3 separate regions of the Homo sapiens genome follow, and regions 2 and 3 are each linked to region 1. A link is an interaction called in ENCODE POLR2A ChIA-PET data of the cell type or tissue named here. Cell type or tissue: B cell. All regions are shown on one strand. Each heading gives the region's core, and the rest is flanking DNA. Links, peaks and the distances in the headings are about the cores only.

Evidence for each region. ChIA-PET counts read pairs that join two places held together with the same protein. Peaks named below come from ENCODE experiments on the same cell type or tissue, not always from the same donor. Only the 100,000 strongest peaks of a DNase experiment are listed, where the experiment ranks them.
Region 2: POLR2A ChIA-PET joins it to region 1 with 12 read pairs; 1 of 35 experiments calls an interaction of 5 or more read pairs at or near these places.
Region 3: POLR2A ChIA-PET joins it to region 1 with 9 read pairs; 6 of 35 experiments call an interaction of 5 or more read pairs at or near these places.

Annotation. Positions count from the first base shown.
Region 1 is chr12:131,921,430-131,925,939 of GRCh38, forward strand. It overlaps ULK1 (unc-51 like autophagy activating kinase 1), which reads left to right. Exons shown (of 28, transcript NM_003565.4): 28 at 1-1,721. It overlaps PUS1-AS1 (PUS1 antisense RNA 1), which reads right to left. Exons shown (of 2, transcript XR_001749414.2): 2 at 3,083-3,337. Among named protein-coding and RNA genes, the nearest start is that of PUS1-AS1, 4.7 kb to the right of the region's middle. RefSeq lists enhancers at 2,195-2,274, 2,685-2,744, 2,905-3,224, 3,326-4,202. In B cell, for the core only: no CTCF peak of the experiment used is centred there; DNase peaks (open chromatin) are centred at 1,172, 2,122 and 3,222; H3K4me3 peaks cover 1,034 bases; H3K27ac peaks cover 1,724 bases.
Region 2 is chr12:132,698,205-132,702,714 of GRCh38, forward strand. PXMP2 (peroxisomal membrane protein 2) reads left to right here. Exons shown (of 5, transcript NM_018663.3): 4 at 3,046-3,165. Among named protein-coding and RNA genes, the nearest start is that of PGAM5, 10 kb to the right of the region's middle. In B cell, for the core only: no CTCF peak of the experiment used is centred there; a DNase peak (open chromatin) is centred at 2,158.
Region 3 is chr12:131,816,804-131,821,313 of GRCh38, forward strand. It overlaps LOC105370088 (a long non-coding RNA gene), which reads right to left and starts at 2,799. Exons shown (of 3, transcript XR_007063536.1): 1 at 2,449-2,799; 2 at 1,977-2,288; 3 at 455-1,021. In B cell, for the core only: no CTCF peak of the experiment used is centred there; a DNase peak (open chromatin) is centred at 2,595; H3K27ac peaks cover 1,169 bases.

The DNA.
Region 1 (4,510 bases), core at 763-3,262:
CTCCTCGGGACAAGCCCATGGCGCTGATCGCTGGTGCTGAGCCCTGCCCTGGGCCCCACGGACAGTCAGCCTGCCGGCCTCCCTGCAGCTCACGGGGCAGAACCAGCACATCTGGAGCCACACAGCTTGGGGGGTGTCTCCCATCTTTTACAGGTGGGGATCACAGAATTTCTGCCCCTCCAGCTGCCTGGCTCAGCAGGCGTGGGTGCCACCACCCTCTAGCCCCAGGGCAGCCCCGGAGGACAGGCAAGGGCCTGAGACCACTGCCGACTCAAAGCCAAAGCGAGCTCCTGCTTAGGGAAGGTCAGCAGGCACTGTGCCCAGGAAGAGCCTGCGGCCTCGGCGTCCCCCAGTCTCCAGGAGCCTCTCCCTCCGAGATACCCACCCAGCTTTGTCAATCACCCAAGCACTTTATGCATATAGAGACAGAACCTGGACCTCACCAGGGACTGCTGGGCAGCGATTCCTGGCAGTGGCCTGGTGTTTGTACATACACATATGCAGACACATGCCAGGGCCCCCCAAGCCCGAGCACCGGACCACGTTGCTGCCCAGGTCTGGACCTCAGCGGGAGAACTGGCTCCGGGGGGAGTGGGGCCCTGCGCTAGAGGCAGAGGCAGTTCTTTGTTCAAGCGTTCCTCTGGGGACCGGCAGCAGAGGCACCGTGTTCTCTCAGCCCTGGATACGTCTTGTAATCTTTCACACTTTATTCCTAAAACGTGTCTTATTTTTATGCAGCTCATTTTTTCTTTAAAGGAGAAAACTTGTAGGTGTTTAAGAATTGGTTTTGGGAGGGCGAGGACTGGGCCAGGTTAGAGGCAGATGGCACAGGGGCGTGTGGCGGGCGGGTGAGGCTGCTTTGCACACCTGTGTTGGTGGCTGTCCCCTGCCGCCCCTCCCTGTGGCAGCAGCAGGACAGGTGTGTGCCCAGCACCCTCCCTACCTGGGCCTGGAAGCAGATGAGGGGAATACTTCATGCAAAGAAAAAAGTAACATGTGCAAAAGCTCCCCGTCCAGCTTTGACAGTCAGTTTTGATGTCAGCTCCTCGGCAGGGTAGGCCTGATGACAGCCCTGTCCCTCCCTGCCTCTGCCTTGCCCAAGGCCACGGAGGGCATCTGCAGAGAGGCCTGCCTTCCGGATTCCAGGCGGGCATGCCCTGCAAACCCCGCCTGGGCCTCCCTTGGTCTGCCCAGCCCTCGATTAGCCCTGCCTGAATCAGTAGATACTTGAACGAGTCCCCAGTCTGCGGGAGGCAGTGGTGGGGCCATGGACCCATGCGGGGGGTTCCAGGGTCACACGCCACATAACAGACAAAAATACACACACGTGTGTTTTTCTTTGCAATACTTGAAATATTGCCACTGTGCTTGGACTTAGAAGAAGAAAATCCCCGTGACTTCTTCCTCATCACCTTGATGGCTTTATTCTCACCTTGTGGGGCATGTTTGTATTTATTGCTTCATGGCCGACTGGAATCCTGAGTCCTGGGAAGCTGGCACTGCGGGGATCTTGCCCGGTGTCCTGGTCCTCTTGCTTCCGTCGCGGCCGCATGTGCGTGTGTCCAAGCAGGTCCTGGGCGCCTCAACTGCTGCCCCTGGTTGAATGTTCTCTTGATAGTGCTGGACCCTTTGTCTATTTTAAAGCGAATTTTGTGTGATTTCCTGCCCTTTGCGTTATATTGTATAATACCAACGTAAGGAAATAAACCTTTGGAATTGTTGGGCTGGTGTCACCACTTGTCTTCGTTGGCTTGTCACTGTTTTCAGGGTTCTGTCATTTTCTTTCTCAGCCGAGGCGCAGGAGCCCAGGGCCCCTCCACAGGTGCCCACAATGGTCGACACAGCCCTGGGAGCAGAGCCCCAGGGCAGAAGCTGGATGTGTTGAGGGACAATGCAAACCCCTGCGCCACAGGAAGCCTCTCCCGCCAGGCTGGGGGTCCTGCACAGGGTGAAGAGAGTCCAGAGGGCAGGGCATCTGCCTTGGTATAGCTTTGGGCACCTGCTTTGACTCCTTTGGGGGATACACCTAGGAGGGGCTTTCGGGGCCACGTGGAGCTGTGTGTTAACTTCCAAGAAGCAACACGGTTCGTTCACTGCAGCCTCTGAGCAGCTGGGCCTCCAAGGCCTTGCCGTGTGGTTTTGATTTGCATTTCCCCGAGGGGTCATGACGTGGAGCATCACAGGTACTTGGCGGCCATTTGTGTGTCTTTGGAGGAACATCTAAATCCTTTGCCTCCCCCTTTTTATTTATTTATTTATTTTTTAATTTGAAATGAGTAACTCTGTTGCTCAGGCCGGAGTGCAGTGGCGCGATCTCGGCTCACTGAAACCTCTGCCTCCCAGGTTCAAGAGATTCTCCTGCCTCAGCCTCCCAAGTAGCTGGGACTACAGCCACCAAGCCCGGCTAATTTTTGTTTTTGTTTTGTTTTGTTTTTAGTAGAGACGGGGTTTCACCGTATTAGCCAGGATAGTTTCAATCTGATGTTGTGGTCTGCCTGCCTTGACCTTCCAAAGTGCTGGGATTACAGGCATGAGCCAGCGCACCTGGCTGTTTTTTTTTTTTTTTTTTTTTGGAGACAGTCTCCCTCTGTCACCCAGGCTGGAGTGTAGTGGTGCAATCTTGGCTCACTGCAATCTCTGCCTCCCGGGTTCAAGCGATTCTCCAGGCTCCCGAGTAGCTGGGATTATAGGCCAAGTGCCACCACGCCCAACTAGTTTTTGTATTTTTAGTAGAGACGGAGTTTCACCATGTTGTCCAGGATGGTCTCAATATGACCCCGTGATCCACCTGCCTGCCTCATCCTCCCAAAGTGCTGGGATTACAGGCGTGAGCCACCACGCCCCAACTTTTTTTTTTTTTTTTTTTTTTAGTTGAAATCTCACTCTGTAGCCCAGACTGGAGTGCAGTGCTGCAATCTGGGCTCACCGCAACGTCCGCCTCCCAGGTTCAAGCAATTCTTCTGCCTCAGCCTCCCGAATAGCTGGGACTACGGGCATGCGCCCAGCTAGTTTTTTGTATTTTTAGTAGAGACGGGGTTTCACATGTTGGCCAGGCTGGTCTCGAACTCCTGTAGAGTTCGCATTTTTAAAACTATATATTGTTTTTATTAGATAAAAATAACTTGCTAAAAACTGCTAACCGCAGTAAGAAGTGAAAGTTCATTGAGAGGTTGGTGTTCTCGAGGAAGGGGAAGGCGGAGACCTTGATTTCTGAGTCCCAAGAGGGGCTGCTTCCAAACTGAGCCTCCTCAGACAGGAACAGCTGCACTCGGCACCGAGTGAGAAGGTGTGGTGGAGCAGCTGCCAGGCTGTGGGCGCCGTGATCCTCCTGGTACTTCTGAAACGTAAAGAAATGCCCAGACGGTCACTACAAACATGGAATTTTGTTGGTGTTAATATCATTTTTTAGAGCAGTTTTATATCTGTAGGAAAATTGAGTAGGACGTACAGAGAGATCTGCCCTCTCCCCTGTCAGTAACACGTCACATTCGTGCAGTGCCTTTGTCTCTGCTTTTGAACCCAATATTCATATTTTAGATTTTTAAAAATCATGGACACTTCTAATACTACAGGTTCTGTCATAGTACCCGAAGTCCATAGTTCACATCATGGGGTCACTCGATGTACACTGGGCTTTGCAGAAGTGTCACGCCACACATCACCCTAAGGTCCTCTGGGCTCCACCTGTTGCCCTCTCCCAGCCTAGCTCTGCTGGCCCCGGTCTTCCTGTCCTCGTAGTTTTTCTTGTTTCAGAATGTCCCGTAGTTGGAATCATACACTATGCCCAGGGCTTGGGAGCTCATTTCCTTTTTTTTTTTGAGACGGAGTCTCGCTCTGTCGCCCAGGCTGGAGTGCAGTGGCGCGATCTCCGCTCACTGCAAGCTCCGCCTCCCGGGTTCACGCCAGTCTCCTGCCTCAGCCTCCCGAGTAGCTGGGACTACAGGGGCCTGCCACCACATCCTGCTAATTTTTTTTTTGTATTTTTAGTAGAGACGGGGTTTCACCATGTTAGCCAGGATGGTCTTGATCTCCTGACCTCGTGATCCGCAGGCCTCGGCCTCCCAAAGTGCTGGGATTACAGGCGTGAGCCACTACGCCTGGCCTTTTTTTTTTTTTTTTTTTTTTTTTTTGAGACAGTCTCGCTATGTTGTCCGGGCTGGAGTGCAGTGGCGGGAACTCGGCTCACTGCAACCTCCACCTCCCAAGGTTCAAGCGACTTTTGTGCCCCAGTCTCCTGAGTAGCTGGGATTACAGGCGTGAGCCACTGCACCCAGCCTGGCTAATTTTTGTATTTTTATTTATTTATTTATTTATTATTATTTTTTATTGATCATTCTTGGGTGTTTCTCACAGAGGGGGATTTGGCAGGGTCACAGGACAATAGTGGAGGGAAGGTCAGCGGATAAACAAGTGAACAAAGGTCTCTGGTTTTCCTAGGCAGAGGACCCTGCGGCCTTCTGCAGTGTTTGTGTCCCTGGGTACTTGAGATTAGGGAGTGGTGATGACTCTT
Region 2 (4,510 bases), core at 1,151-3,650, 780 kb after region 1:
TTTCACCATCTTGGCCAGGTTGGTATTGAACTCCTGACCTCGTGATCCACCCGCCTCGGTCTCTCAAAGTGCTAGGATTACAGGTGTGAGCCACTGCACCTGGCGTCACCTTCTGTCCTGAAAGTAAATTTGTTTTAACCATTCACTTCTCCATACAGAAGTTATAAAGGTTCATGTATTCAAACATGACATTATTCTCCTTCATGCCTTTCCTTACAGGAAGATAATAGAAATATTCTCCTCTGCTTTCCTCCGGTATTCTTATGGTTTTACTTGTGTACAGTAGGAGATAGACTTCTGTGTTGATTTTTCCACTTACATAGCAAATTTTCTCATTACCATTTATTGGGCAATCCCCAGTATTTTGAAATATTCTCATTTCCATCTGTACAGGCAATTATCTGCACTCTTTGTTCTTTTGCTGGATTATTTTCTTTTTTTTGAGATGGAGTCTCACTCTCGCCCAGGCTGGAGTGTGGTGGCACAATATCGGCTCACTGCAACCTCCGCCTCTCGGGTTCAAGTGATTTTCATGTCTCAGCCTCCAGAGTAGCTGGGACAACAGGCGCCCACCACCACGCCTGGCTAATTTTTGTATTTTTAGTAGCAATGGGGTTCCTCTGTGTTGGCCAGGCTGGTCTTGAACTCCTGGCCTCAAGTGATATGCCCACCTTGGCATTACAGGCATGAGCCACTGTACCCAGCTTCTCCCCCTTACTTTAAACAAGAAAATATTTAAGCATTTCTTTAAAAATTTTTTTTAGTTTGTATATATTTAGAGGGTACGAGTGCAGATTTCTTATGTGACTGTGCTGTGGTGAAGTCTGAGCTTTTACTTCCCATCACCCAAGTAGTCAGTGGTGATTTTCAACCCTCTTCTCCCCGCCACCTTTTCAAGTCTCTGGTGTCTGTTATTTCCCTCTGTTGGTCCATGTATACCCACTGTTTAGCCACCACTTATGAGTGAGAACATCGGCTGAGGCAGGAAGGTCACTTGAACCCAGGATGTCGAGACCAGCCTGGGCAACAGAGTGAGACCCCTTCTCTACAAAAAAATTAAAAATCAAAGGGTTGTGGTGGCACATGGCTGTAGTCCCAGCTACTCAGGAGGCTGAGACGGAGGCTTGATGTCAGGAGGTTGAGGCCAAGTGAGCCGACATCACGCCACTGCACTCCAGCCAGCATGGGCAACAGAGTGAGATGGCGAGACCCTGTCTTGGAAAAAAAAAGTGAGAACATGCAGTGTTTGACTTTCCATTGGTGAGTTGTTTCACTTGGGATAATGGCCCCCGGTTCAATCGACGTCACTGCAAAAGACATGCTTTTTTTTTTTTTTTTTTTTTTGACACAGAGTCTCGCTCTTTCATCCAGGCTGGAGTGTAGTGGCGCAATCTCATCTCACTGCAACCTCCGCCCCCCAGGTTCAACGATTTTCCTGCCTCAGCCTCCCAAAGTGCTGAGATTACAGGCGTGAGCCACCGTGCGCGGCCGAGTTCATTCTTTTTTTTATAGCAGAGTAGTGTTCCGTGGTGTATTTATGGCACTTTTTCTTTATCCAGTCCTCTGTTGGGGGACGTTTAGGTTGATTCCACGTGTTTGCTGTTGTGGATAGCGCTGTGATAAACACACGAGGGCAGGGATTGTTTGATATGATTCCTTTTCCTTTGGGTAGAGGCCCAGTAGTGGGATTGCTGGATCGAATGGTGGTTCTATTTTCAGGTCTTTGAGAAATTTCCATACTGTTTTCCAGAAGGGCTGTACTAATTTGCATTCCCACCAGCAGTGTGTAAGTGTTCACTTTTCTCCACATTCTTGCCAGCATCTATTGTTTTTTGACCTTTTTTTTTTTTTTTTTGAGGCAGAGTTTCACTGTGTCAGCCAGGCTGGAGTGCAGTGGCACGATCTCGGCTCACCGCAACCTCCGCCTCCCGGGTTCAAGTGATTCTCCTGCCTCAGCCTCCTGAGTAGCTGGGATTACAGGCACACGCCACCATGCCCAACTAATTTTTGTATTTTTTTTTTTTGGTAGAGACAGGGTTTTCCCATGTTGGTCAGGCTGGTCTCAAACTGCTGACCTCGTGATCCGCCCACCTCAGCCTCCCAAAGTGCTTAAATTACGGTCATGAGCCACCGCGCCTGGCCACTTGACTTTTTAATAATAGCCATTCTGACTCGCGTGAGGTGGTATCTCCTTGTGGTTTTAATTTGCATTTCTCTGATGATTAGTGATGTTGAACATTTTTTCATATGTTTCTTGGCCACTTGTTTTTCTTCTTTTGAAAAATGTTTGTATCCGTTGCCCACTTTTTTAATGAGGTTATTCATTTCTTTCTTGTTGAGTTGTGTAAGTTCCTCACAGATTCTGGATAACAGTCCTTTGTAGGATGCATAATATGCATATATTTTTTCCCAGGCTGTAGACTGTCTGTTGATTGTTTCTTTTGCTGTGCAGAAGCTTTTTTGTTTAATGAAGTCCTGTTTGTCTGTTTTTGGTTTTGCTGTATTTGCTTTTGAGCACTTAGTCACAAATTCTTTGTCTTGGCGGACGTCCAGAGGAATTGCTCCTAGGATCTTTATGGTGTCAGGTCTTGGGTTCAGGTCTTGAATCCACCAGCTGACATTTAGAATGAACTTACTGGAGTCCTTTTTTTTTTTTTTTCATAACTCCTAACAAGTTTTGATTGGAAAGACATCGACTTTGGAGGTTATTTGGGAGGAATTGACAGCGTAGCTCTGAGTAGCAGTTCTGGTGCCCAGGGCCAGCCTTGGGAGTCACCTCCTCCAGTTGTCCGCAAGGAGTTTTGGGCCAGGACAGACATCACTGCCAGCATGAGCAGGCTGCTGTCTGGCATCTCACTGATCATTTTCCATCTTGCTGGTTGGCTCCTTAGAGCCGCAGTGCTGAGTACACATGTGTGCTGTCTGCGTACACACAGAACAAAATCCAATAGCAGTTTAAAAACCATCACGATAGGGTCTGGGTGCCCGGAATTCAGTTCTGATGGGCAGTGAGACTGTTCACCACCCGCCTTCCCTCCTTTGCAGGGGAAAGACGCCTCAGCCTTCGCCGCCAAGATGAGGGGGGGCTTCTGGCCGGCGCTGAGGATGAACTGGCGGGTGTGGACGCCACTACAGTTCATCAACATCAACTACGTCCCTCTGAAGGTGAGGGCCACGGGGCTCAGCCTCTGCTAACATTACTTTGTCAGCCTTTTCCTTCCTTCCTTCCTTCCTCTTTCCTCCCCCCCTCCCTCCCCTCTTCTTTTCTCTTCTCTTCTTTCTTTGGTAGTTTTCCGCTAGACTTAGTTTCATCCGTGTCTAGACTCCTCAACTACCCTTGGATTTTGCCCATGACCCTGAATCATTGCTAGTTCGGGATTCAGGAAGCAACAGAGAAGGGTGTCCCGAGTGGTCGTCTTTGCCTCTTCTGTTCGTTCAGCAAATTCTCATTAAAAGCCCCCATGCCAGGGATGCCTATGAGTTTTCTAGCCTTTGAAACATTCCCAGTCCCAGGAATGTACATGCAGGCAACTTGAATCTATGCTCCTGGGTTGCAGTCCTCAAACTTGGCCCAAATAAACTCTAGTTATACTTAGAAAAAGAAGGCCGTCACAGTAGCTCACACCTGTAATCCCATCACTATGGAAGGCTGAGGTGGGCAAATCACTTGAAGCCAGGAGTTCGAGACCAGCCTGGCCAACATAGCGAAACCCCATCTCTACTAAAAATACAAAAATTAGCCAGGCATGGTGGCAGGTGCCTGTAGTCCCAGCTACTCAGGTGGCTGAGGCACAAGAATCACTTGAATCCGGGAGACGGAGGTTGGAGTGAGCTGAGATTGTGCCACTGCACTCTAGCCTGGGCAACAGAGTAAGACCCTGTCTCAAAAAATAAATAAAATGTTAAAAAGAAACAAAGCATTCGTGGTCCCTGGGCTCATGAATTACAGCTGAGCCTGAAGGCAGGCACTGTGCGGCCATGGGTCCTGCCGCTGGCCTGGAAGAGCTGCCTCACCTGCAGCCATGGCAGCCACACCTGGGCAAGGGGTGGGCCCATCCAGGTGCAGAGTGAAGGCCTTCTGGGTAAGCTGAGCCTTTCCGCTATCCTGTGCATGAAGGAGCTGCTGTGGGGGCTGAGTCAAAGGTGTCAGATTGGGGCTGGGCTGGTGGTGTGGAGGCTGGAGCTCCAGGCTCTGCCACTGGGATCAACTGTCTTTATGCACAGCCAGGGTCCCCAGGACCACTCCCACACTGGGAGGATGGGGTGCAGCACCCCCTGCAGCATGGCAGGATACCCCCAGATGCTACAGGAGGAGGCCTGGCAGAGCCTGCAGGGGCCACGTGCTTCCCTCCCCCAGAAGGTATGCCGCCCATCAGGGTTTTTTACTGGTACTCTGGGCGGGCATCTCTGCCTGCTGCCCCAAAGCTCCAGACCCCTAGAAAGACAGCAGCTGTGTGGAGCCTGCATTGTTGGTGCAAACAGTCCAGGCACAGGGCAGGTGGCCCTTCTG
Region 3 (4,510 bases), core at 1,151-3,650, 100 kb before region 1:
ATCATTCTGTGATAAAAACCTCAGTGAGGTCAGGCACAGTGGCTCACAACTGTAATTCCACTGCTTAGGAAGGCCCAGGTGGGAGGATGGCTCAAAGCTAAGAATTCGAGACCAGCCTGGGCCACAGAGCAAGATCCCAACTCTAAAAATCAAATTAAATTTAAAATTTAAAGAAACAAAACAAAACAAAACTTGGCCAGGCATGATGGCTCACACCAGTAATCCTAGCATTTTGTGAGGCTGAGGTAGGTGGATAGCTTGAACTCAGGAGTTTGAGACCAGCCTGGACAACATGGCAAAACTCCATCTCTATAAAATTAAAAAAAAAAAAAAAAGAGCAGGATGTGGTGGTGTGTGTCTGTAGTCCCAGCTCCTTGGGAGGCTGAGGTAGGAGGATCACCTGGGCGACAGAGCGAGACCCCACCTCAAAAAGAAAAAAAACTTAAACGAGCTGTTGGGTAAAACTTTCAGTGTAATGGAAGGAAGACACGCCAGGCCGGAAATCAGAATGCTTTCCGGGCACTCCACTCATCCTGGCGTGGGGCTCAGGCTTGGCTCTGCCGCAGTCCACACCATCTCCCCAACACAGAACTACGGCAGCCCCCGACCCGAAGCCAGCAAAGCCCCTCAACCGGAGCTCCCTTCACAGGCGCAGGTGGTGGGAGTTCACCGTCCGCTCATCATCCCAACAGTCTGAGGACGGCGCAGCAGCCTGGGCTCCCATGGGAGGTGCAGTGAGGGAAAGCACACTCGCCCAGGCTCCCCCAGTCGTGGTGACAGAAATCCAAGCATGGGGCCATTTAAAAGAGTAGTCGTGACAGCTTAGGAAGGAGCGACTGAAGCTTTCTTTGTTTTCTCTCTGGCGATATCTTTAGGGGCCTCTCCAAGTTTCTTGCTGAAGACATCCACAGGTCTTAACCAGGCTGGTCCACCGCGGTCTTGTGATTCGAGGCACAGTAAGTGGCCCCTTACTTTCCTTCTCTACTTGACTTTTCTGGATTCGAAAGAGCGTTTGTCAAACCTACAAAAAGATGACGACTGATGGTTTTTACAAGGTGTGAACCATGAAGAGTGATCCCATGCCACCCAGGATGGGGTTGAACATTGACATTGCTACAGACCTGTATTAGGTGGAAATAGCACTGAACCCCCAAAGGAATCTAACAACATGTAAGACAGGATATTTTTTGGCTGGGCGTGGTGGCTCACGCCTGTAATCCCAGCACTTTGGGAGGCCAAGGCAGGCGGATCACGTGAGGTCATAAGTTCGAAACCAGCCTGGCCAATATGGTGAAACCCTGTCTCTACTAAAAAAATACAGAAAAAAAAAATTAGCCAGGCGTGGTGCTGGGCGCCTGTAATCCAGCTACTCAGGAGGCTGAGGCAGGAGAATGGCGTGAATCCAGGAGGCGGAGGTTGCAGTGAGCCGAGATGGCGCCACTGCACTCCAGCCTGGGCGACAGAGAGAGACTCCGTCAAAAAAAAAAAAAAATTCCTGTCCTCCCCCACCCTTGTGATAATGTACTTTGTGATATTCCCCGTCCTTGTGAATGTACTTTGTAACATTCCTCCCCGCCCCTGTGACAATACACCCTCCCCACCCTTATGAATGTACTTTGTAACGTCCATCCCCTGCCCGAAAAAATTGCTGCTAACTCCACCGCCTATCCTATCCCAAACCTATAAGAACCAATGATAGGCCCACCACCCTCCTCTGACTCCTTTCTCAGACTCAGCCCCCTTGCACCCAAGTGAATAAACAGCCTTGTTGCTCACACTAAGCCTGTTTAGGTGGCCTCTTATACAGACGCGCATAACACCTACATTCTTCTGGATTCATCGAATCTAACTTTCTTCCATAGAATTACTAAAAATGGAAACTTCTCTGTTCCTGAAGTCCTATCAGCTAAAACTAGATGAATTCTCCAAAAGAAGCCTTGCGTCTGATGTGTGGGCCACACAAAAGTTCACTGTACCTCCCAATGCCATAGTCAGAGACATTCGAACTGCAAACCAGGTCGCGAATAGGACGTTTCATGCTGTAGACGGCTTTCCCTAGACGCCGGCGAACAGGACTCCTGTCATGATGACGCTCTTACCCATCTCAATGCCCACCTCTCCCACGGGGCAGGACGGTGGTGTCGCTGAACTTCCACGATCCGCGGCTTCTGCTGGAACTCCACAGAACCTGACCCAGGAGATCCCTTAGTCTCTTCTGGTTAAGTAAGGAAATGCCTGTGCTGTTGCTGCCACCACACGCTGCACCTGGAGAAACTCCTCTGGGAAAGCTGAGACCCACATGCACAAAATAAGAAAACAGGCCACAGGGTCGCAGCCGGTCTCACCCACCGTGAGGTTATCTGATTTATTCCCTTGGTTGCCTTTACGGCTGGGTTCGTGACAAAGCCACTGTGCAAACTGGGATTGCCACATTACTATTAATTTTACCTTGTATTTCCCCTTTTGAAGCTTTGCGTTTGTTCCTTGTTAAATTTTGAAGTACAACTCCTCGCAGGATCATGCTGGCCCAGCGCGTCGAGATGACAGCAAGAGACTCCAAAGCAGACAAAACTGAACTCAGTAACGGGCCCCAGGGGGCCTCAGCCCAGGCACCACACCCTCCAAACCTCCCCTATTGCTCAACTGTGGCTAAAAGGGTTTTGACATTGACTCCTAGTCACCACCCACCGTAACCCCACCCGGTGTGGGGAAAGACCAGCAACCAGGACATCCCTGGGACATCAAAACCTAAGTTCAGGGCCGGGTGCAGTGGCTCACGCCTGTAATCCCAGCACTTTGGGAGGCTGAGGCGGGCAGATCACCTGAGGTCGGGAGTTTGAGACCAGCCTGACCAACACGGTGAAACCCCATCTCTACTGAAAATACGAAACTTAGCCGGGTGTGATGGCGGGCGTCTGTAATCCCAGCTACTCAGAAGGCCGAGGCAGGAGAATCGCTTGAACCCAGGAGGCGGATCGGAGGTTGCAGTGAGCCGAGATTGTGCCACGGCACTCCAGCCTAGGTGACAGAGTGAGACTCCGTCTCAAAAAAACAACAAAAAACAAAAAAGCTAAGTACAGGAAGACTGATCAGTGATGCCTGAGAAAGATTTTTTTTTTTTTTAAATGGAGTCTCACTTTGTTGCCCAGGCTGGAATGCAGTGACGCGATCTCGGCTCACAGCAACCTCTGCTCCGCCTCCCGGGTTCAAGCGATTCTCCTGCCTCAGACTCCCAAGTAGGTGGGACTGCAGGCGCGCACCACCATGCTCAGCTAATTTTTGTATTTTCGGTAGAGACAGAGTTTCACCATTTTGGCCAGGCTGGTCTCGAACTCCTGACCTCAGGTGATCTGCTTGCCTCAGCCTCCCAAAGTGCTGTGATTATAGGCATGAGCCATCTTGCCTGGCTTTTTTTTTTTTTTTTTTTTTTGAGACAGAGTCTCGCTCTGTCACCCAGGCTGGAGTGCAGTGGCGCAATCTCAACTCACTGCAGCCTCTACCTCCCAGATTCAAGCGATTCTCCTGCCTCAGCCTCCCGAGTAGCTGGGACCACAGGCGCGCACCACTATGCCTGGCCAATTTTTGTAGTTTTAGTAGAGATGAGGTTTCACCATGTTGGCCAGGCTGGTCTCAAACTCCTGACCTCGAGATCCACTCGCCTTGGCCTCCCAAAGTGCTGAGATTACAGGCGTGAGCCACCACATCTGGCTGCCTGAGAAAGATCTTGATCAAAGGGGGAAATATAGCCAAGCACAGTGTCTCACACCTGTAATCCCAGTGCGTTGGAAGGCTGAGGCAAGAGGATCTTTTGAGGTCAGGAGTTCACGACCAGCCTGAGCAACATAGTGAGACCCCTGCCTCTGCCAAAAAAACCTTAAAAATTAGCTGGGTCTGGGGGTGCACACCTGTGGTCCTAGCTACTTGTGAGATGGTGGTGGGAGGATTGCTTGAGCCTGAGAGGTGGAGGCCGCAGTGAGCTATGATTACGCCACTGCACTCCAGCCTGGACAACGGAGTCCCCTGTCTCAAAAAAAAACAATTGCCTGGGTGCAGTGACTCACACCTGTAATCCCAACATTTTGGGAGGCCAAGGCAGCAGGCTCCCTTGAGCCCAGGAGTTTAAGACCAGCCTGGGAAACACAGGGAGACTCCATCTTTATTTATTTTTTAAAAATTTAAGAGGCCGGGCATGGTGGATCACGCCTGTAATCCCAGCACTTTGGGAGGCTGAGGTGAGCAGATCACAAGGTCAGGAGTTTGAGACCAGCCTGAACAATATGGTGAAACCCCATTTCTACTAAAAATACAAAAATTAGCTGGGCGTGATGGCACACACCTGTAATCCCAGCTACTCAGGAGGCTGTGGTAGGAGAATCGCTTGAACCCGGGAGGCGGAGGTTGCAGTGAGCGGAGATCATGCCACTGCACTCCAGCCTGGGCGACAGAGCGAGACACCATCTCAAAAAAAAAATTAAAAAATATTTTTAAAAAGGGGAAATAGGAAAGTTTT